3 separate regions of the Homo sapiens genome follow, and regions 2 and 3 are each linked to region 1. Evidence: chromatin loops called from intact Hi-C (ENCODE). Cell type or tissue: mammary epithelial cell. All regions are shown on one strand.

Evidence for each region. A loop is a pair of places that touch in the nucleus more often than their neighbours do. Peaks named below come from ENCODE experiments on the same cell type or tissue, not always from the same donor. Only the 100,000 strongest peaks of a DNase experiment are listed, where the experiment ranks them.
Region 2: a loop joins it to region 1, with 6 times the contacts of the local background. A loop is called at or near these places in 9 of 110 quality-filtered maps.
Region 3: a loop joins it to region 1, with 25 times the contacts of the local background. A loop is called at or near these places in 2 of 110 quality-filtered maps.

The regions. Positions count from the first base shown.
Region 1 is chr10:101,010,543-101,018,542 of GRCh38, forward strand. It overlaps PDZD7 (PDZ domain containing 7), which reads right to left. Exons shown (of 17, transcript NM_001195263.2): 9 at 7,557-7,754; 10 at 5,835-5,885; 11 at 5,094-5,269; 12 at 1,625-1,716; 13 at 1,383-1,474; 14 at 1,148-1,219; 15 at 1-341. Among named protein-coding and RNA genes, the nearest start is that of LZTS2, 15 kb to the left of the region's middle. RefSeq lists enhancers at 2,602-2,731, 3,700-3,749. In mammary epithelial cell, CTCF peaks have their summits at 1,065, 2,464 (motif pointing left), 2,782, 3,931 (motif pointing left) and 1 weaker place; DNase peaks (open chromatin) are centred at 2,629, 2,789, 3,119, 4,879 and 1 weaker place; H3K27ac peaks cover 1,780 bases.
Region 2 is chr10:100,668,839-100,676,838 of GRCh38, forward strand. No RefSeq gene overlaps it. Among named protein-coding and RNA genes, the nearest start is that of PAX2, 73 kb to the right of the region's middle. RefSeq lists a silencer at 2,253-2,432. In mammary epithelial cell, no CTCF peak of the experiment used is centred here; no DNase peak of the experiment used is centred here; H3K27me3 peaks cover 1,473 bases.
Region 3 is chr10:100,931,393-100,939,392 of GRCh38, forward strand. It overlaps SLF2 (SMC5/6 complex localization factor 2), which reads left to right. Exons shown (of 20, transcript NM_018121.4): 10 at 6,010-6,085; 11 at 7,203-7,344. Among named protein-coding and RNA genes, the nearest start is that of SLF2, 22 kb to the left of the region's middle. In mammary epithelial cell, a CTCF peak has its summit at 3,067 (motif pointing left); no DNase peak of the experiment used is centred here.

The DNA.
Region 1 (8,000 bases):
GCTGCGGCTGCGGCTACGGCTGCGGCTACGGCTCTGAGCCCGGCCCCGGATCTGGCTCTGCGGAGGGTGCTCTCGGCTCAGGGGTTCTGTCAGCAGCCAGTTAGGCCGCAGGGGCCGGGGAGCCACGGGGGGTAGCTGGGGAGGGGGTGTGCAGGCAATTCGGAGGGGGGTGAAGGCATCTACTGGCACGTCTTGTAGAGGGGGGATCCCTTTATGGGGGTGGCGAGGGGCAGAGGCACTTGGGGAGACCTTGAGGGCCCCCAGCCGCTCCCTCAGCTCCCCATTATCTTCCTCTTCCGGGAAGCCGTTCACCGGCAGCAGGTAGAAGCCTCCGCGGCTGTCTGGGGAAGAGCGCCAAGGTCAGCTGCCCACTCCTCCCCTCTCCAGGACCCAGGCCTTGCTTTGGTTTGTGTGGGGCCTGTGAGAGCCAGGCCCGAGTTTGTTCAGGCACCACTGCAGTGCGGCCCACCCACCGGGGAGGCAGACAGACATGTTCTATTAGAATCGCTTATTTATTTATTTGAGATGGAATCTCACTCTGTTGCCCAGGCGTGGTGGCGCGATTTTGGCTCACTGCAACCTCCACCTCCCAGGTTCAAGCGAGTCTCCTGCCTCAGCCTCCCGGAGTAGCTGGGATTACAGGCGTGCACCAAAAAGCCCAGGTCATTTTTGTATTTTTAGTAGAGACGGGGTTTCGCCATGTTGGCCAGGTTGGTCTCTACTCCTCACCTCAAGCGATCCACCCGCCTCAGCCTCCCAAAGTGCTGGGATTACAGGCGTGAGCCACCGCGCCCGGCCTAGAATTACATTTTAATGCTTCCTGCTGGAATCGTTACCGTTCTATTTTAATGTGTCTAAGAAAAAATACGACTAGCACACCAAACGTAATTTCTCAGAGGTTACTGCATAGAATGAGACTAGATTTTAAAAGTGAGTGGGTTTCAAACCAACTATTAAGTAATAGTACAGGTGGTGACCAGCAGATGTGATAAAATGGCTCTGGTGGACAAGAGCTTTCCTTCAGGGAACCACAATGTGCCTGGAAGCCACAACTGCCCCTAGTGGGGAAAGAAGTAGAAGGCCCATCCTCCTTTCCCTAATCTCCCCAGGGCTGTGCCCCTCCCTGGGCTCTGGGACTCTGACTGACCAGGCACGGGGGTGATAAGGTGACGCTTGGGTGGCGTGTCCTGCCGGGCTGGTCTCAAAGCAGGAGGCCGGACTGGTTGGAGAGATGAACAGGTCAGCGGCAAGGTACCCCGCCAGGCTCCGGGACGGAGGCAGCTCAAGGGGCTCGGCAATCTCTGCAGCCCTCTCCACCACGGGGTCCCATCCCCACCCCCAGCAGGGCTCAGGACCCAGAAGCCCCGCCCCCCACTGCTGACCTGCCCTGCTCTTGAGGGCCTCAAAAGCCTCCAGCTCCACAAGCATCACCATGCTGTCGAAGCGGCCCAGGTCTGTGGGGGCCACCACACTCCTGGGAGAGGGCGAGAGACAGCAGGGGTGGGAGGGGCAGGCAGGATTTCAGTTCCGGAGGTGCCAGGATGCCCTTCAGCCCTCGGGAGGTTGGGGGTGGTACCAGGGATCCCCTTCCTGCCCCCAAGCCCTCTCTGCAACCTCCTCCCACCTGATGTCCTGCAGCAGTAGCAGCTTCTCCGGCCTGTCGAGGATGGCCAGCAGGGGCCTCACCAGGTCCTCTATGCCTCCCTCGTGCACATACTGCAGATAGAGGCAGCACAGGTCAGACAGCAGTGGGGGCTTCCAGAGCTGAGTGAGGGGGACACCAGGGCATGCAGGTGTTTCTTCTACGCATGTAGGGACCTATCCAGCCCTGCGTGCCTTGGGAAAGGTTCACTCCACCCCCAGCTGCCACAGGGTGGTCTGATCTTGGTGACAGGGTGGAAGCCTGCAGTAATAACAGACCTGCAATAAATGGCAACAGCATCGATAACAGCTTTGGGACAGACACTTTTCTAAGCCTTTTACATACTGTCTCTCAGCAACCACCCTGAGAAATGGCATTAATTATTCCCGTTTTACAGATGCGGAAACAGGCTCAGAGAGAAGGACTTCACTCAAAGCCACACAGATAAGGAAGTGTGAAGAGGGACTGGAACCCGGGAAGTCTAACTCTTGCCTGCTCTGGTGCCGGAAAAGGATGTGCAGGGAGTGGACTCTCCTCCCCACCCCCACATCCCAGGCAGAAGGAAGGAATTTGAGCCAAACTCTAGGCTGTGTGCCTGGCTGTCCCAGCATATGTCTGCACACAGACCTACAAATTAGGCTTTGTTCGGGGCTAGAATAGGAGCCTTGGGGAAGGGCCTCTCCAATCAGTTCCCTTGGAGGGGGGCGGGGTGGAGCCCCTTCTGCCTGGCACTGCCCGGATGCCACCAGCCACACCCCACTGACTCTGAAGACCTGAACACTGGGAGCCATCCCATTTGGACAGCACATCGCCCCCTCGTGGCAAGAGGGAGACTGAGTCAGGGACACGCACGCATAGAACACTTTCTATGGGCACAGGCACAGAGACAGAGCATGCCTTGGTGGTCAGAGTGAGTCATTCATAAATATCTGGAAATAAATACAATACAAATGATGTGTGTGGCCCCAAACCACACACAGTTACAGCGACTCACACATACACATATCAATAATACATTCCCTTTTGTCTGGAGAGACACATGTGGTGCAGAACCAGCCTCATATGTGCACACGCTTTAAGTCCATGGACTTGGATTCGGTACCTACTAAGTGCCAGGCCCTGTACTGGCCAGCAGGGGCACAATGATCCTGTCTCAGATCTTCAGGAACTGGGTCTAGTGGGAGCGAGGGGAAGATGAGTCACATACCCTGGTGAACTACAAACCATGGGCAATGGGGCACAGGGAGTCTCAGAGGAAGGTGGGAAGATCCCAGTGGGCTTCATGGAGGTGGTGGTATTTTGACTGACTCTTAGAAGATAGACGTAGGGAACAGCACAAAAGTTGGGAAGAAAGTGTTGCAAAGGTGGTGTGGAAAAACGAGTAGATAGTGGTTTAAACGTGGCCATGGGGTCCATGAAGAGCCTCCCTGCAGGGCTGCTGCACAGGCTGTGACTATATGAGTAGCGTCTCTGAGGTTGTGCAGGTTGTAACCTGTATAAACCTATGCGGCGGCCGTGGGAAAGTGGAGGTTGGTGGGTTAGGGAGTTGAATCTGGGAGGACCTCGAATGTGAGAGCCAAAGACAATGGGTCACCTCTGCCAAAGACAATGGGTCACCAGGTGGCCTGGGGAGTGTACAGCGATCAGACAGGGGTTTCTTTTCTTTCTTTTTTTTTTTTTTTTGAGATGGATTTTCGCTCTTGTTCTCAGGTTGGAGTGCAATGGCACGATCTTGGCTCACTGCAACCTCCACCTCCAGGGTTCAAGCGATTCTCCTGCCTCAGCCTACCGAGTAGCTGGGATTACAGGCGCCCACCACCATGCCCAGCTATTTTTTTTTTTTTTTGTATTTTTAGTAGAGATGGGGTTTCACCATGTTGGACAGGCTGGTCTCGAACTCCTGACTACAGGTGATCCGCTCACCTCGGCCACCCAAAGTGCTGGGATTACAGGCGTGAGCCACCGTGCCTGGCCAACCAGACAGGGGTTTCTGATTCCTGGTCTGGCAGCTGTAGAGAGATGGCTCACATGGGGAGAGAAGGGAAGCCTGGAGTTCAGGGCTACATGCCCCAGTCACTAGGAGAACTTTACTCATCACTCCAGCCAGGGCTCCATCGCAGAGGGTCTGATCTCTTGGTGTGGGGGGCTTGGGTCAGGTTTGGGTGGTGGTTGAGCTCGGCAGGTGGTATGGGGGCACAAGTGGGAGGTTTGGGCAGAGGAGAAGGGAGGGATGAGGGAAAAGGAGCCTCCAAAGAGACAGACCCAGAGCCCCACCTCGTGGCCAAAGCCTGCATTGCCGGCCCACTGGAGGCTGGTACACGCTGCCCTACTTAGCGCTGGGAGCTAAGGGTGACACTTTCTGAGTTTAGCCCAAAGCCCCTTAGCTTCCCCCAGCACACACCCCTATCTGCAGCTCTGCTGCAAACCGGGCCTTGATAACAGGATGCATAAATGACCATGTCTCAGTCTCCAGGTGACAATGCATGGACACACACACACACACACACACACGCTAGCCAGACACGTGCTTGCTCACATGCACACACACACACACAATCATGCAGTCATATCAGTACAAACCAGGTACCCCACAGACACGCCAGTGCACACACCACACAGACATACAACACAGCCCCACTTTGAGTAAGATGAAGGGTGAGGGAATCCACAAACAATTTTTCAAGACCCCCCAGCTCGCCCTCACACACAGTGTGCAGACTCCTCACAAAGAGCCCAGTGTACACACACAGGCCTTCCTGAGACAGGGACAGGAGAGGACCTGCCAGTCCTGGAGTGAGTGACCTGTGCCCCACAGCCTCCCCAACAGGTGGGCCCCAGAGACTCCTTCAAATCTGACTCTCTCTCCACCCTGGGGCGCTCTGGTTCTTTTTGAAGTGGAAGAGAACAGAGAACGACAGTTTAGGTGTTGGGGGAGGCAAAGGATTACTTACTTGGGCAACAGGGGAGAGGACCTGGCATGAAGCCAGGCTTACTGGCTGACCTAGGAGCAGAGGGTGGCATGCAGTGAAGGATGGAGGCTTGCAGAGGGCAGAGGCAGGCGACTGCAGGGACTCACTTTCCCCACGTGGCACCTGTCCGCTCCTTCTCTTCTCAGCTTAAATATCACCTCCTCTAGGAGGGCCTCCCAGCCCACACCATCTAATGTGTGTCTCCTGGGTTACCGTCTCATGTTCTTTTTCTTCAGCTCTTCATGTGACTCATCACCATGGGCGTTTAGGTTCTAGTGATTTTCTAGCTCTTCTTCCTGTGAGCTGGCAGATGTGTGTGTGTGTGTGTGTGTGTGTGTGACAGGAGTGACTTCTGATTTTACTGACCACTAGCCTCCTGGTGTCAAGCCCAGACACTGGTCAGTGGACAGTGGCCTGAATGAATGATGGGCTGGGTGACTGAAGGACCGTGTGCCAGGGCTGCGGATGGGATGAAGGCTTACCCGGGAGCAGTGGCGGGTGACAGCCAGCACCTCGTCATCAGTCAGCAGCCTCTGGGCCAGGTCCTGAATGAGGGGCCGCCGGCTCTCCCAGGCCTGAACCTGCTCATCCACATTAGGCAGCTGGCTGGAGGGACTCCCAGACCTGGCAGACAGCAGGGCCCGGCCCCTCTCCTGGTCTGCAGGGCAGGAACCATCAGGGGAGGGGAGAGGGGCTTCCCTCAGCAGGGCTGGGCCCCAGAATTGGCCAGCTGAGAGCCCAGGTACCTGGGGCAGAATCCTAGCCTAGCCTATATGCTCCCCACCATGGTAGCCCACAGCAACCTGCCCACCAATGCAGCACAAACCCCAGCCCTCAGCCCCAACATGGACCCCTATACCAGTCTGTTTCTTAATGGGGTCTTAGCCCAGTGCCCCCAGGGCCCCCTGAACATGCACTGTCATAGTAGTCTGTTGCCCAGTGGAGGCCCAGCACAGGCTCCCTCATCACCCCCAAATATATCTTTGGGAGTCCCAACACAAGCTCCTAAAATGCATCCCAATATCTGTCTGCCACCCTATCTTTCCTAGTCAGCTTAGTCCAATTCTTTTAGCTGCCCCCAATACATACCATTCTAGCTGCCTGATCCCCCATGCTTGACCCTGACTGAATTTAGTCCAGAGCCACTCAGCTGGCCCCCAGTATGCACCCTCATCTGCCGCTCTACTGTAAACTAGGCCTTGGTAAAGGGATGCATGAATTACCACGTCTCAGTCTCCAGGTGACAAACTTCTGTACCGGGCCCACGCCCCCTGCTATGAAGAAGAAAGAGGCTCAGCTGCAGGCCTTGGCCCCCAGTCTGAAAATGGGGTTCAGGAGGGCTCAGGACAAGCTGGAATGGAGAATTCAGACTGGAAGTAGGTGGGATAGGGAGGCAAGAGGCCTGGCCCTGAGGGGCTTGAAGGCAATGCTCAGGCTATGGACTTCCTTCATAGGCAATGGGGAGTCAGGACGGTTTTGGATCAAAACAGGGTGCAGTCTGAGCACTGCTTATGCAAATTCACTTGGAAGCAAATGTATGGAGGGAAGAACCTCAGGGACAGAGCTTGGAGAAGTACCTACCTTCAGGGGACAGAGGGAAAAAGAGGAGCCTTGGAAGGAGATAGAGGAGTGGCCAGAGAGGTGGGAGGAGAACCAGCAGAGGGCAGGGACTTGGGAACTGTGGGAAGAGAGATGCACTGACGGAGAGGGGCCAGGCAGCCGTAATTGGAAGGGATTGTCTCTCCCATGGTACAATCACCTTGAGACCCCAGAACATCCCACCCCAGGGCAAAGCAGGGTCCAGCTCCTCATCCTCTGGTTGTTTTGTTGATCCGACATCCACCCCCCTCTTCTGAAAACAGCACCCTGATTTTCCCCTGGGGACCCACCCCACTCTGTTCTTAGCCCGTGTACTCCAGGGTGGGTACATGACCCAGGCTGGCCAACAAAAGCACTTTCCCTCCCACATCACAGCGATTTATTCTGCATGGCACAGGATCTCAGCTGGGCCAGGGAGAGCCTACCCTGGGACTTCAGCTGGAACTATTTAAGGAGAAGCACTTTCCCCTGGGGTTGCTATGCAATAGAGGTCATCTTACCCCCAGGTGGGCAAAGCCCCACAATAGCGAAGTCAACTCATGGGAGAGATGGAGGGGGACAGATGTCTGATGATGTTGCTCAGATGTTTAGACCCAGCTTAAATCAGCAGCTGAGCCAAGACGTGCTTTATTTTTCTTTTACTTTTTTTTTTTCTTTAGAGACAGGGTCTTGCTATGTTGCCCAGGCTGGTCTTAAACTCCTGGGCTCAAGTGATCTTGCTGCTTCAGCTTCCAGAGTAGTTGGGATTGGCCAGGTGTGGTAGATCACGCTGTAATCCTAGCACTTTGGGAGACTAAGGCGGGTAGATAGCTTCAGTCCAGGAATTTGAGACTAGCCTGGGCAACAGGGTGAAACCCCCATCTCTACAAAAAGATGCAAAAAAATTAGCTGAGCATGGTGATGCACACGTGTCATGCCAGCACTTTGGGAGGCTGAGGTGGGAGGATCGCTTGAGCGTGGGAGGCGCAGGTCGCAGTGAGCTGAGATGGTGCCATTACACTCTCGCCTGGGCAACAAGAGCAAAACTCCATCTCAAAAAAAAAAAAGAAAGAAAAAGAAAGAAAGGAAAGAAAGGAAGGAAGGAAGGAAAGAAAGAAAGAAAGAAAGAAAGAAAGAAAGAAAGAAAGAAAGAAAGAAAGAAAAGAAAGAAAGAAAGAAAGAAAAGAAAGAAAGAAAAAGAAATAGGTATTATTACCCCCATTTTACTCATGAGGAAACTGAGGCTCTCAGGGGTTGAGTAGGGACTCAGCTGGTAAGACGCGGTGTGGGATCTCAACTCAGAACTGCTGAATGCCGAAGCTAGTGGACTTCACTTTGCCTTCCTGTTTGATCAGCCCACTACTTACCTTTCTCTATGTCCAGGCGAGGGTAAGTTTTGGCCAGGCTCCCGCTGTCCAGTGTCCAGGCCTCTCTGCGCCCGTCCCGCGCTAGCCTCCCCTGCCGCCCTCCCTTGAAGAAGAGGTTCATCAGCGTCTTGGAGCGCTGCAGGGCACCCTTCTCCCCAGGGGACCCCGACTTCTCCTTCTTCCGCTGCTGCTTCTCCTCTGCAGACACGAGGGAGCAACGGGGGAGCTGGAGGGGTGGGCAGAAGGGAAGGACGAGGGGCAGGGGTGTGGGGAGGGACAGAGAGAAGGGAGAGGAGAGGGCAGACAGGATCTGCAGCTACGCCGGGGTGAGAGTGCGGTTCCTCTTCCGACTTTCTGACCCTTTTCCCCACCGCACAGCTGTGGCTATGTAAGGAATCTCCCTTGAGGCCCAGTTAGAGAAGGGCACACATGCGTGCGTGTGTT
Region 2 (8,000 bases), 340 kb before region 1:
GGATGGGGGTGGGCATGGTCAGGGTGGAGGACGGGGGAAGGAGATCTTGGATATGTGTCTGAGTGTGCAAGGTGATGTTCGAATGTGGAAGGTGAGCATCTGTGTGTACACTTGAGTGTGCTTGGCATGTAGAATTCAGAGTGTGGGTTCATATGCAGCTAAAATGTGCAAATTTAAAGCAGTCGTGTGAGAGCAAAGTCACAACTTTGCTTTTGTGTTTGAACATGAGTTATTGGTGTATGGAGTGTACGGAGCCAGTGTTCATACCCAGTAACACATAACGAAGGTCCGGGCGGTGCAGCCCCAGCTTGGACACGCCGTCCTCAGGAGGGGGCGAGAGAGGGATCCAGAGGCGCCTGGCCCAGGACCCAGAGAGCCCTCCACCTCACACGATGAAATTCAACCCATTTATATTTCAACAGAAAATGTCACAGAAAATGTCCCCTGGTGGGAGAGACGCCAGGGGAGGAGGAGTCAGGAAGTGAGAACAGCTCACACCAGCCCCTCATGCAGCCCCACCCACCCACTGGCTCCTCCAGCTGTCCTTCCTCTCCCAGGACCCTCTCTCTGACCCCCCTCACTGACCCCTCCACTGCTTGCCCCTCAAACCCTTCAAAGGACCCTCACTGAGCCCTGGTTCTGGTGTCAGGCATGGCCCTCCATGACCAGAGAGCTTCCTGCCCTGCCCTGGGCGGTTCCCCACTGGGGGTGCTCTATGGCCACAGACACCTGCATGAGTGAGGCACTGACCTATGGGAACCAAAGCACGACATCACACACCTCAGATCCTTCCACATGACCAGGCACGACTTCTCTCCACTGTCACACGGGCCCACGGGAGGACAACTGAGCCCCTGCACTTGTGAGAACACTTCAGGCTCACTGGGGTCGCCTGCAGTGGTTTAGGGACCTGCTTCCCACTGTACAGATGGAGAAACTGAGCCGCGGTGTGGGCCAGCATGGCCATGGGGCCCGAGACGCTGTGAGGCCAGCAGTGGCCTATCTGCTTTGCTGTGACACCTGCTCTGCTGTCCCCAAAATCTCCTGCTTCCAGGTCTCCATGCCTTTCACACATTCTGCTGCTGGACCAGTGATGAGGGGCATGAGACCTCCCCCTCCTGGATAGGCTGACCAGGCAAGGCCCGCTAAGGTCCAAAGAGGACCAGGCTGTGGGAGTGAGACCCTAAGCTGGTGAGCACCATTAGCAGAGCGTGCTGTGGGTTCTGGTTTTAACTTAACTTTTTAAAAATGCGGGGTGGGAGGGCTGCCATTTATGGGTGGAGGGTGCCTCTTTCTGCCTTTTTTGGTGTCTCATACTCTGGGCATCTGCCTTGGCCTCCTCCCTTCTGTCTTGGAGTCTGTTTTTCCACAGTGGTCTTTTTTTGGTTTCAATTTCTGCTTTGTCTTGTTCTATGTGTCTTTGGGCTCTCTCTATATATACACGCATGTACGTATATCTCTCTCTCTAAATTTGAGAGAGAGATAGATAGATAGGGAGATGGATATATCTATATATCTATGGATATATCCCTGTCTGTCTGTCTCTCCCCTTTCCCAGGACCCTGTCCCCCTGCTCCGAGCTGTCTGCCTGGCATCTGCCTCCCTCTCTGCCTCTGGTGCCCCTATCAGTGTCTCTCACTCTGTCCCTGTCTCTCCCTCCGTCTTTGTCTCTGCCTCTGTCCCTGTCCTGTGGCTCCCTCTGTCCCTGTCTCTCCCTCTGTCCCTGTCCTGTGTCTCCCTCTGTCCCTGTCTCTCCCTCTGTCCCTGTCGCTCCCTCTGTCCCTGTCGCTCCCTCTGTCCCTGTCCCGTCTCTCCCTCTGTCCCTGTCCCTGTCTCTGTCTCTGCCTCTGTCCCTGTCCCTGACTCTCCTTAGGCCCCTCCCTGACTCAGGCCCCTCACACCTTCCGAAAAGTAAACATTTAATTTTTTTTTTTTTGCTGTTAATAGATTTAATGTTCATTTGTTGGTAGCCCAGGGGCAGAAACGCGTGACATTTCAAATAATTGTTGTTTCAGGGGTATCCTCTGGAGGGAAATGCGGCAAAAGTGTGGAGAAGATTTAAGCAAATGACTGTGTCAGCTTCTATTTACTCCTGACAGGATCGCCGGGGGCACGGCTGCGAGATAACCATTAGCGCAGCCGCCGATAAAGCGGGGAGGCTGCATTTCCAAAGGCTCCGCGGCCATTACGGGAAAGTTAGTGTGAAACATGTTAAATTATCCCCAAAGTGGAGGGAGCGGGGGAGGCGGCGGGGGAGCGGGCGCCCGAGAGAGCCACGAGACCCGCCGCCTCCGCCGGGGCCGGGTGACTGCGCCGTGCCCGACACGCCGACGTCCACCAGGGGGCGGCCGCGTGCGGCCCGAGCCTCGGTCTGCGGGTCCGGAGGATGGGCTGGCGGCCCGAGCCTTCCTCGCACCTGCGGGCGCGGACCCACCCGAGGCCGCCGGCTCCGGCTCCGGCTCCCTGCCTGGCCCCTCTGCCCAGCAGGAGCAGCCCGGCACCCCCGGAGAGCGATAGAGAGGCGGGGGCCTGGGTGGGGTCGCCAAGATCAGCCCCATGGGGTCACAAGAAAAGGCCTCATTGTGAGGCTCTAGCTGAGGCTTGGGACAGTTCAGCCTCAGCTCTTTTAGAGCCTCTGCCTTGAAGACCCAGCTCAGGTCTCGGCGCGGTGGCTCACACGTGTAATCCCAGTACTTTGGAAGGCGGAGACGGTGGATCACCTGAGCCAGGAGTTCGAGACAAGTCTGGGCAACATAGCAAGATCTCGTCTCCAAAATTAAAAAAAAAATTTTTAATTTAAAAATCCACCTCAGGTGTGTGCAGGTAACACCTATATGTGCCAGTGCCCAGGTTTGTGCAACATCCTGAGACGTGAGTTCACCTCTCAGCTCTGCCTTAATTAATTGGGTGGCCCTGGGCAAGTCCTCTGGGCCTCAGTTTCCCCATTTGCAAAGTAGAAATAATATATCTGCCCCACATACCTCACTCCCTGAGGATTAGTTGAAGTAATGAGACTATGTAAAAGTGATCTGAGAAACCATGCAATGCAATACAAGTGACAAGTACTGTTATTAAGTGTTAGTTATTATTAACATTCTGCTGAGTCCACAGGGAATACCTGTGCACAAAGGCCACAGGTGGGTGCACCAGTGCATGGGAAATAGGATCCCGATCACAGCTCTCTCCGAGGTCGGGGGTCGTTTTTCCCACCCCTCCTAGTTTTGCTCCCGTTAAGCCACACTTCTGGTAAATTAATATCTATGGGCTAGCATGACAGAGGAAACAGTGTTCCAGGCTAGCCCCTGCAAAAGCATGCCTATAGCATGCCTGGACCAGAACAGAGCAATATTGGCTGAGAACACTGTCTAGGGAATCTCTAGAGGGACCATGTGAGGCAGGAGAGAGGAAGAAGGGGAAGAGGAGAACACCTCTCCCCTTTGTGGTAATGGTATCTCCAGACAGACATCAGACTAATTTTCTTTCTTTCTTTCTTTCTCTTTCTTTCTTTCTTTTCTTTCTTCTTTCTTCTTTCTTCCTTCCTTCCTTCCTTCCTTCCTTCCTTCCTTCCTTTCTTTCTTCCTTTCTTTCTCTCTCTTTCTCTCTGTCTCTCTTTTCCTCTCTTCTTTCTTTCTCTCTCTCTTTCTTTCTTTCTTTCTTTCTTTCTCCTTCTTTTTTTTTCTGATGGAGTTTCTCTCTTGTTGCCCAGTCTGGGTGCAATGGGAGCGATCTCAGCTCACGGCAACCTCCACCTCCCGGGTTCAAGCGATTCTCCTGCCTCAGCCTCCCGAGTGGCTGGGATTATAGGCATGCACCACCATGTCCAGCTAATTTTGTATTTTTAGTAGAGACGGGGTTTCTCCATGTTGGTCAGGTTTGTCTCGAACTCCCAACCTCAGGTGATCCACCTACCTCGGTCTCCCAAAGTACTGGGATTACAGGCAGGAGCCATCATGCCTGGCCCCTTTCTTTCTTAAAAAAGGAGGAGGGATGCCCTAAATATATTGAGATTGTGGCATCACTTACATTATATTTTAGCCCCTGACACCCATGAAATCCATTAGCAAGTCAGTGCCTTGAAGAGTGGCCATTTTTATCACATATTCATCCATTTTCAATACATTTTCAGATTTCCAGGAGCTCTGAAGTTCCCCTAAATTCGCCCAACATTTTTGAACCTCTCCCACAGGTCAGACCTACTGCAGGCAAAGGGAGATTGAGACTACCAGGCTACCCTTGCCTTCCCGGAGTTCACTGTTGAGGAGGGGGCTGATGTCTCCAAATGATGGCAGTTCCTGGTGAGTGCTGAAACAGAAGCACATACAGTGCTGTCTATTCAACAGGGGAGTGGAGAGTGACTTCCTGAGGATGTCTGGGCATTTGGGAGGTGGCATTTGAGCTGGAGGCTTGAAGGATGGGGCAGAGTTTTTACTAGGTGGTAGAAATGAACTACCAAATAATAATAATAATCCATGTGTACTCCCCCCTCCAAAACAACAAAAGCAACAAAAGCGATAGTAATGGCACTTAATCTGTGGCAGGCACTGTGGCAGGCACTTTGCACTAATTGCTACATTTGATTTGTTATTACAACCATGTGGGACAAATACTATTATGTACCTCACTTCATAGATAGGAAACTAAGGCTCTAAGAGACCCAGTAACTTGCCTGAGGCCACACAACCATCTAGCATTGAGATTAAATGAAGTTGAATGCCTCTCTCCCCTCCACCCCCCCATTCCAAGACCAACTTTGACAAAAGGCTGAATTTGCCTTTCACAAAGGTCATGCACCCCCTCTTCAACAACTCCATGTTCATTCAACTGTTCCCTGCATGTCTACTAGGTGTCACACATTGGGCTGGCGCTAGGGGTACAAAAATAAGATGTAGACCCCTATCCTCAGGGAATAGTCCAGTCTAGTAAGGAAGACCTACACTAGTTAATCAACCACATAACAAGGTGCAAAATGCAAGTCTGAGAAGCCCGAGATTGTGGCCATAGACATGAAGGTCAGTGGCAGGTACAACTTACAAATTTGGGGGAGACAGAAACAGTCAGATCATAGTAACAACCATCCTTGAAGAACGTCTCCTTTGCAGGGATAGGGGACAGGCACCTTCCAGGAGACAGATTCAGGTTCTTTTCCTTTTCCTTTATTTTTTGAGATAAGGTCTCGCTCTGTCACCCAGGCTGGAGTGCAGTGGCATGATCTTGACTCACTGCAACCTCCGCCTCCCAGGCTCAAGGGATCCTCCCACCTCAGCTTCCTGAATAGCTGGGGCTATAGACACACACTACCATGACCAGCTAACTTTTCTATTTTTTGTAGAGATGAGGTTTCGCCATGTCACCCAGGCTAGTCACGAACTCCTGGACTCAAGCAATGCACCAGCCTCGGCCTCCCAAAGTGCTGGGATTACAGGCATGAGCCACCTCGCCTGACCTGGGCTCTTGTCTTAAGAAAGAACTTTCTAATCATTACAGCTGCCTGAAACAGAAGAGACCTATTTCAAGACAGAGTGAGTTTCCTGCCCTGGAGGCATTCAAGTAGAGGCTAAAGCCCCCCAAAATGGGACTAGTGTGGGGAACAATGAAATCCTTGGCTTCTAGGATCACTTACAGACCCAAGGTTTTAAGGAGTGTGTCCCCAGAGGAGAATGATTTCAGGCACTTTCAGGAGGATTATTTTCACCAAGAAAGTAAAAAATGATTCAGGCTGCACACAGGGAACCTTTCTTATGGACATAGGGGCACCAAGGACAGAAGCAGGCCTAGGTTTTCCTCCCCACAGGGTGTCTCTGAAGCCACCCCAGTCTTGCCCAGCTGCCCCCCTCCCCTATGTCCAAGCCCACAGGTTCTCTAGGTGACCCCCATCTTCTCACTCTGGTTCCAAAAAATGAACACAGATCATTTGAACACAGGCAAGGGGCAGGGCAGGAGGAAGAGGACACAGTTTGCAGTTGTAGGGCATTTGGGATGCTACCATCAAGGTCACTGTGACTCCCAACACCTTTGCTGTGGAGGTGTAATCCTGGGCAGTTCCTAAGGAGCCACTCCCTTGTTCATTGCTGTGCTGTCTGTGCCAAGCAGAGACTGGCACAGAGAAGGCACAGCATGCAGAAAGCAGCTTTCTTTCTTTCTATTTTTAAAAAAAGACAGCCAGGCATGGTGACTCACATCTGTAATCCCAGCACTTTGGGAGGCCAAGGCAGGTGGATCACCTGAGGTCAGGAGTTCGAGACCAGCCTGACCAACATGGAGAAACCCCGTCTCTACTAAAAATACAAAAATTAGCTGGGCATGGTGGCGCATGCCTGTAATCCCAGCTACTCAGGAGGCTGAGGCAGGAGAATCTCTTGAACCCGGGAGGCGGAGGTTGCAGTGAGCCGAGATTGCGCCATTGCACTCCAGACTGGGCAACAAGAGCAAAACTCCATCCCCCCAAAAAAAAAAAAAAAAAAAAAAAAAAAGAGAGACACATCATCACTGTACAAATTGTAAACTATATAGAAAATATAAAGAAAGCCAGAAATAAAGCCCACTGGAGTCACAGAACCACTGTTGCTATTTTAGTGACCATCCTACCAGAAACATCTTTCTGCCTTTAAATAAACATATATATAGGTGTGCAATACAAACACACTAACATTGTATGTTCTGTTCCATAATCTACCATTTTAATCAATAATACAGCATGAACACCATTCTGTTTCAATAAAGAGAGCTATATGATTGTTTTAGTAGTTGCATTATAGTCCATTGCATTATGTACTGAGCCAGTCTTCTGTTGACAAACATCTAGGTTGTTCTCAGTTTTGCACTTTTAAAAAAAAATTTTTTGAGATGGAGTCTTGCTCTGTTGCCCAGGCTGGAGTGCAATGGCACAATCTCGGCTCACTGCGATGTCCACCTTCCAGGTTCAAGCAATTCTCATGCCTCGGCCTCCTAAGTAGCTGGGATTATAGGTGTGCACAACCACGACAGGTGAATTTTTGTATTTTTAGTAGAGATGAGGGTTCACCATGCTGCCCAGGCTGGTCTTGAACTCCTGATCTCAGGTGATCCACCCGCCTCAACCTCCCAAAATGCTGGGATTACAGGTGTGAGCCACCATGCCCAGACAGTTTTGCACTATTTAAAACACCCTGAGATGAATGTATTTGCAGACAGATCTTTTTGCACTTGTACAATTATCTCCTTAGGGTAAATTCTTAGAAATGGAATTATTGGATTCAGGCTGGACACAAGGAACCTTTCTTAAGGACACAGGGGCACCGAGGATATTTTATATTTGGGCACACACTGTCAAACTGCCTTTTCCAAAGGTTGTACCTCTGTATATTCCTATCCAAAGAGGTTATTATTAGTCCTTTATCCTTTGCTTAAATCAAGCTTGTCCAACCCATGGCCCGTGGGCCGCATGCAGCCCAAGATGGCTTTGAATATGCCCCAACACAACTTTGTAGGCTTTCTTAAAACATTTTATATATATATATACACACACATATATATACACACACACACACATATATATACACACAGATATATATACACACACACACACACACACACACATATATATTTATATTTAGCTCATCAGCTATAGCTAGTGTTAGTGTATTTTATGTGTGGCCTGAGACAATTCTTCTTCCAGTGTGGCCCAGGGAAGCCAAAAGATTGAACACCCGGGGCTTAAATGAATGAGCACTTTCTTGAAAGACAAAACAACAACAAAAACTTTGATTCAGACCAGTTTCCTGCCTTTATCTCTCTCTCTCTCTCTCTCTCTCTGTGTGTGTGTGTGTGTGTGTGTGTGTGTGTGTGTGTGTGTGGACACATCTGTGATTATGAAGGTCTAGGTAAGCCTTGTTTCCTAGTATAATTGTATATCTGTCTGTGTTCTCTGTATAATCATAAATCTCTACCTAGTAAGCTGAAGTCCTGAATGAATATTCTTAAGAAAGGGTTATATTCCCACCTCAGTGCGGGGATGAGGTCTG
Region 3 (8,000 bases), 79 kb before region 1:
CATGTTTATGGTGGTACCTATATACATTTTCAGAATTTTAATTGTATGCTAATATTTCCCCATTCGTATATATGGTTTTTTTTTTGGATGCAAATCCAACCAAGTGTTTCTTTTCCCCATTCATATTTAACGCTTAAATCCACTTAAATAATTATCTTAAATTTAAGATATGATAATTCCAGAAAGTTAACTCAATTGGTAACTTTTTAAATATCAGTGGTATCATTGATGCTTATGTATGGAGTTCTGGTGTTACTCTAGATACTTCGGACCTTCATGCAGATAAATGTAGAAGTTTCTTACTCTTGACATTTGTATCAGCCAGGAGTGGTGGCTCATGCCTGCAATCCCAGCACTTTGGGAGGCCGAGGCAGGTGGATCATGAGGTCAGGAGCTGGAGATCAGCCTAGCCAACATGGTGAAACCCTGTCTCTACTAAAAATACAAAAATTAGCCAGGTGTGGTGGTGGGCACTTGTAATCCCAGCTACTCAGGAGGCTGAGGCTGGAGAATTGCTTGAACCCAGGAGGTGGAGTTTACAGTGAGCCAAGATTGCTCCATTGTACTGCAGCCTGGGGGACAGAGTGAGACTCTGTCTCAAAAAAAAAAAAGACATTTATATGGGAGGGCATGGATGGGGCTTTTTCCAGTATAAAAGCTTCTGTATCAACAAGTACTATAGTAACTACTCAGTTAGATTGGAATTATGCTTCTTTCAAAGACGAGAACGATTATGAATGACAAGTTATTCTTCGCAGTGGCTCATGCCTGTAATTCTAGCACTTTGGGATACCAAGGCAGGAGGATTACTTGAGACCAGGAGTTTGAGATCAGCCTGGGCAACATAGCAAGACCACATCTGTTTAAAAAAAAAAAAATTATTCTCAGGTTACTGAGTGTTCCACTTTAATAAAATCCTAAATGTGTGAAAAATATACATTCAGGAAAAAGGAATCGTAGTATAAAAGAGTCCTTTATAATATGTGAGTATTGGCCCCAGAAATCCTATAACAAAAAGGAAAAAAGTATCAATGGTGTCAGAGAACTACAGCTATTATATATAAAGTGAAAAGTGGGAAAAACATGGAGTTTCTACTCTGGGTTTTATGATAGCATTTCAAGAAATCTCGTATTTGGTGAGAACTGGAGAGATATTCCAGTACAGACTTTCGTTCATTGTTTTATATAGTTGGCATTTTGAGTGCCAGCTGTGCCAGGCACTGGAGAGAACAGCAATGAAAAAATCAGTGTCTCTGATCTCATGAAGCCCACATGCTAATGTAGAGGAGACAAACAATAAGTGTGTGTGTGTGTGTGTGTGTGTGTGTGCGCGCGCGCGCGCGCGCACATTTGTAAATGTATTGTGTCAGATGATAAGTGCTATGAAGAAAACGTAGGGTAAGGTAGATACAGAGAGTACCGGGGTGAGAGAGAAAGTTTGCTTTTTTAAAGTGTAAAGTAGTTGAAGGTCTTGCGGTTAAGGTAAGATCCAAGTAAAGGAGTAGCTTGTCAATGTCACTCCTAAAGTGTTCCCTCACTGCCTCCACTAAAGATACGTGGACACATGCTCCAGATAAGGTCTGTCTTACCAGCAGTTTTCAGTGAGACTCTTGCCCATCTGAAGAAACCTACAAATTTCTACTTATTATAGTTCAAAACTAATCATGCCACTGTACTCCAGCCTGGGGAACAGAGAAAGACCCCATATCAAAAAAACAAACAAAAAATTTCCTTTACTGTTATGCCAGGGCTTCATTATTCTCTAATTGTGTATATCATTTCTTAAACCTCCAAGTAAGACTTTGCATTTATCTATGTTAATTTGCCTCTTGTTGATGTGGGCCCATTGTTATAGCCATTCAAACCCTAATTATGACATACAAGCATACCTTCATTTAAGCAGTTTTTTAATACATTTCATATTTATTTTCTGAAAACCAGACTAATCATTCATTAAACACTTTCCCTGTGTAAGACACTGTCTCATTTCTCCTTTTTTGATTCCAAGTCCGTTTTCATCGTGGGAGGCTTTACCAACTTGTAAGTAGTTTTTAGAAATTATGTCAATTCATTTTAATGCTATACTCCTAACCAGTATTTTGTAAGTTTAATGTTAAAATGTAATTAAAATCCTTGCATTTTTGTGATTTTATCATGAGTGTCTAAATGTAGTAGACCAGAAAAAGGTTAGTACTTTTTTTTTTTAACAATTTTCAAAAGGAATTCAGGTTTGATTATGAAAAGTTCAAGTAAAATGGAAAGGAGATTAAAATTTATTTATTTATTTGTTTGTTTGTTTATTTTTGAGAGAGAGTCTCACTTGGTCACCCAGGCTGGAGTGCAGTGGCGTGATCTCTGCTCACTACAACCTCCGCCTCCTAGGTTCAAGCAATTCTCCTGCTCAGCCTCTCAAGTAGCTGGGATTACAGGCCTGTGCCACCACACCTGGCTAATTTTTCTATTTTTAGTAGAGATGGGGTTTTACCATGTTGGTCAGGCTGGCCTCGAACTCCTGGCCTTAAGTGATCCACCCACCTCGGCCTCCCAAAGTTCTGGGACTACAGGCGTGAGCCACTGCACCCAGCCTAAAATATTTTTAAAAAGAAGTTTCTGTCAGAATCTGTTTGAGTGAACAGTTTAAATTTTTTTAATTAAAATAAGAAGGCTGAACTCCCAAGTCCTAATTTCTGGAGCTGTTACATTTTGGTCAGTGTTTTCTAGAGTATTCTCTGCATTCAAAAATTGCCATGTAACTTAACATAAACAGAACATGTGAATGTGTCTTATAACTTGTTTATTTCAGATAGCAGTAAATTATTGAGCATTTCATCTCAGAGTGTTGATACGTTATCCTTTTCAGTGGCTTCATAGTATTCCTTTGTTAGGCTATACCATGATTTATTTAACCCAATCTCAACTGATAGACATTAGATTGCTGTATATACTCCTTTACACATTTACTTAATTATCTGAAATCACTGTATTTCCCACCGTGGAATTTTTCACCCACCGCAAAAAGATTGTTAGAAACCTTGTCCTATGTGTAACATGTCTGTGAATGGTGTTGCCTCCTAGTGGCAGAGCTTAACAGCACAAACATCATAGCAGAAGTTTTTTTTTCACATAGATTGTGTTCAAAATGACACAAGCCATATGACTGTTTGAAAGTAGAGTTCAGGTTACTCCTCCTTACATTTTTATTTTATTTTATTTTATCTTATTTTATTTTATTTATTTTGAGACAGAGTCTCTCTTGGTCTCTCAGGCTGGAGTGCAGTGGCACGATCTCTTCTCACTGCAACCTCCACATCCCGAATTCAAGCGATTCTCATGCCTCAGCCTCTTAAGTAGCTGGGATTACAGGCACCCACCACCACGCCCAGCTAATTTTTTTTTTTTTTGTATTTTTATTAGAGATGGGGTTTCACCATGATGGCCAGGCTGCTCTCGAACTCCTGACCTCGAGTGATCTGCCTGCCTCGGCCTCCCAAAGTGCTGGGATTACAGGTGTGAGCCACTGTGCTCGGCAACCCTTTACATTTTAAATTTAAATGTATTACAATCTATGGCTTCTAAGCAAATGAAAAAGATAATAATAGAAATACAATATGTGTTCCTCTACAAATCCACTATAAAATTACTTTGTTAAATGATTTAAAAAAATTTTTTTTAAACTTGAGATTTTTGTTCCCAAAAAATTGTCTTGTAAAAAGTTATGTCAGGCGGGGCGTGATGGCTCATGCCTGTAATCCCAGCACTTTGGAAGGCCAAGGCAGGTGGATCACGAGGTCAGGAGTTTGAGACCACCCTAGCCAACATAGTGAAACCCAGTCTTTACTAAAAATACAAAAAATTATCCGGGCATGGTGGTGGGTGCCTGTAATCCCAGCTACTGGGGAGGCTGAGGCAGGAGAATCGCTTGAACCTGGGAGGCGGAGGTCGCAGTGAGCCAAGATCACACCACTGCACTCCAGCCTGGGTGACAGTGCGAGATTCTGTCCCAAAAAAAAAAAAAGTTATATCAGAGGTTAGGTGCAGTGGCTTAAGCCTGTAATCGCAGCACTTTGGGAGAATGAGATGGGTGGATCACTTCAGGCCAGAAGTTCAAGACCAGCCTGATTAACATGGAGAAACCCGTCTCTAGCCTAATGGTGGCGCAGGCCTATAGGCCCAACTACTTGGGAGGATGAGGCACGAGAATCGCTTGAACCTGGGAGGCAGAGGTTGCAGTCAGCCAAGGTTGCACCACTGCACTCCAGCCTGGGCAACAGAGTGAGACTCTGTCTCAAAAAAAAAAGGTATATTATTTGTTTCTAAATTCCTGTATGTAAAAAGGCATTACAGGCATATTATTTGCATCTGAATTCCTGTATGTACAAAGACTAACTAGATGAAAGTATAAAATAATAACTTGGCATAAATATTACCAATTAGTTGTTTTGGATTTTTTGGGTTTTTTTTTTTTTCTTTTTTTTTTTTTTTTTGAGACAGGGTCTTGCTCTGTCACCCAGGCTGGAGTGCAGTGGTGCGATCACTGCTCACTGCAGCCTCAACCTCCCAGGTTCAAGTGATCCTCCCCCCTCAGCCCCCCAAGTAGCTGGGACTATAGGCATGCCCCACCACACCCAGCTAATTTTTAAAAATTTTTTGTAGAGGCGGGATCTTGCCATGTTGCTCAGGCCAGTCTTGAACCCCTGGGCTCAAATGATCCTCCCACTGCAGCCTCCCAAAGTGCTGAGATTACAGGTGTGAGACACTGCGCCTGGCCCTAGTGTAAAAGTTTTAACCAAATTACACTCACCTGAGGCATTAAGACTGCTTTCCTCTTTTCTAGTATTCTTATGAATACTAGAAAATCGATAATACTAGGGTATTATCGATATTCTTGATCATTGCCAATTTTGAAGTCAATCAGTGATATCTTTTTTTGTTTTGTTTTGTTTTGTTTTGTTTTGTTTTGAGATGGAGTCTTGCTCAGTTGCCCAGGCTGGAGTGCAGTGGCACGATCTCAGCTCACTGCAAGCTCTGCCTCCCGGGTTCACACCATTCCCCTGCCTCAGCCTCCCGAGTAGCTGGGACTACAGGAACCCGCCACCACGCCTGGCTAATTCTTTTTGTATTTTTAGTAGAGACAGGGTTTCACCATGTTAGCCAGGATGGTCTCGATCTCCTGACCTCGTGATCCGCCTGCCTCGGCCTCCCAAAGTGCTGGGATTACAGGCTGAGCCACCGCGTCCAGCCAGTGATATCTTACTGTTTTTATTACATCTCTTTGATCTAGTGATATTGAGCATCTTTGAAAAACTATGTTGGTATATTATTTTGTATATTTGTATCTTATTAATTTGTGGTTTGATTTTTGCATGCAGCCTTTTCCTTTGTGGTTTTTTGGTTTCATGTCATGCTGTATACTAAAAAGACATTTTTTGATAGTTTCAAATGTTATATTTGTCTAATTATAAATGAAAGTTGTAAAAAAAAAAAAAGCAGCATGTTAGAATGTAAAGAGCTCTGACTTTAGAATTAAATTCCACCTTCTCCACGTATCATATATATTAGTTGGGTAGAATATTTAATCTCTCTGAACCTATTTGCTCATATGTGTAATGAGTACTACTTCATAAGGTTATCATTAGTATTAAATGCACATAAAATGCCTTTATTTTTATTTTATCTTATTGTATTTTATTTTTATTTTTGTGGTACAATCATGGCTCACTGCAACCTCCACCTCCTGGTCTCAACCAGTCCTCCACTACAGGTGTGCGCCACCACACCTGGCTAATTTTTGTATTTTTTGTAGAGATTGGGTTTTGCCGTCTTGCACAGGCTGGTCTCAAACTCCTAAGCTCAAGGTATCCGCCCGCCTTAGCCTCACAAAGTGCTAGGATTACAGGCATGAACTGCTGCGCCTGGCCTACATAAAACAACTTTATATGTGCCTAGCAAATAATGAATGTTTGTGTTTTCTTTCTTCTTAATATCCTGTCATTTCTCTGCTTTTGACAGATGATGTCAGTTCATACAGACTGTATTGTGTCAGTGCAGATTTTAAGTACATTGATGGAAATAACAATTAGAAATGGTAAGTATATCAACTTATTAAGATTTACCGTGTGTATTATTGGTTGCTATTTACATGGTATCTTTCACATTGCTAAATGTTAGTATATTTGGAAATATACAATACAAAATTATTTTTCTAATCAAAAGTCGTTTTTTTTGGTTTTTTTTTTGAGACAGAATCTTGCTGTCGCCCGGGCTGAAGTGCAGTGACACAATCTCAGCTCACTGCAACTTCCACCTCCCTGGTTCAAGCAATTCTCGTGCCTCAGCCTCCCAAGTAGCTGGGCCTACAGGCACACACCGCTATACCCAGCTAATTGTTTTGTATTTTAGTAGAGACAGGGTTTCACCTTGCTGCCCAGGCTGGTCTGGAACTCCTGAGCTCGGGCAATTTACCCATCTTGGCCTCCCACAGTGCTAGGATTACAGGCATGAGCCACCTCACCCGACCTCAAAAGTCTTTAATAATGAAATGGAACTTCAGTTAAACAACGAGTATCTGAATTTTCTTACTTGCATTGAGAAAAAGAATATAAGATCTTGCAAGTGGAAACCCTCACTTACTGTTTACCAAATCATGGCTTACTTTGCTTGATAAGTGGAAATGGTTCCAAACTTACTTAGCCAATTAAGTTTAATTGGCTTATTGGTAAGCAACAGTATTATACTGATAATACAGTAAGGCATATTGAAAGCATCCACTGTAAAAGTGTAACATTTGCTTTCTCATCTTTGAGAGCCCTTATAATAAAACAAGCATAGTGGTTTACCTGTTTCATCTGTCCTGGGGATTGGGACTATAAAGGCAATGAAGATGATAAAAAGTCTTCCTGTGTTATTGATAGTTGGGATTTTATCAGTGGTATTTCCAGCCATTTTAAAATGTGTTACTTCCTTCTGAGTTACACCCTTTTATCCATCACTCTCAGATATTTTCTTTATGTCATTTTCTTATTTTATTTGGGAATCTGTAATTCCTATGATCATCCTATAACTGTATTGTTAGCATAAAATTAGCAGCTGTCATTTCTATAAAACCATTGTAATTATTCATGTTTCACCTGCAGACTGTCACCTTGCAAATGTGGGTTTGTAGACCACAGATTTAGAATGAAATGTTTTCTTCTGTTAATTAGATACCTTCAGTGACTCACCAGTTTGGCCATGGATCCCATCATTGTCTGATGTAGCAGCTGTGTTTTTCAATATGGGGATTGATTTTAGATCTTTGTTTCCCCTGGAGAATCTTCAGCCAGACTTTAATGAAGACTATCTAGTGTAAGTTTTCTCATCATAATTAACGCCAAAAATATCATTTCGTACGACTTATATATAATTATAGCTAAAGTTTAATATTTATTTCTGATTTTTAAAAAGATCTCTCAAAGTTGAGATCAATCTTGAATTAGATACATTTTTAACATGTCTTAATCTAAAAGCCATCATCATGTTTAGCAGGCAAATAATAGAAATATTCTCATAAAAGTTTTGTTTTCTTTTTTAAAAGACTTTCCTTTGTTATTTAACATTGTTTTGGTGGAAGTATTGGCCAAAGTAATTAGACAAGAGAAAAAAAACAAGAGATACAAAAATTGGAAAGGAGTTGCTGAAAGATTATTTGTAGATGTGAGTTAATCTAGACATAGAAGCCTAAGACTCAGGTGAAAAACTATGACAAATAACTAAGAAAATTTGGTGTGGGTGTCTGGGTATAAAATTAGTAAAGAGAAATCAATAACCTTCAAATATCTGAAGTGTAACTAGTTAAAAGATACACTGGGCTGGGTGTGGTGGCTTACACCTGTAATCCCAACACTTGGGGAGGCCAAGGCAGGAGAATCACTTGAGGCCGGGAATTGGAAGTTGCAGCGAGTTCACCACAGTACTGCAGCCTGGGTGACAGAGTGAGACCTTGTCTTTAAAAAAAAAAAGGT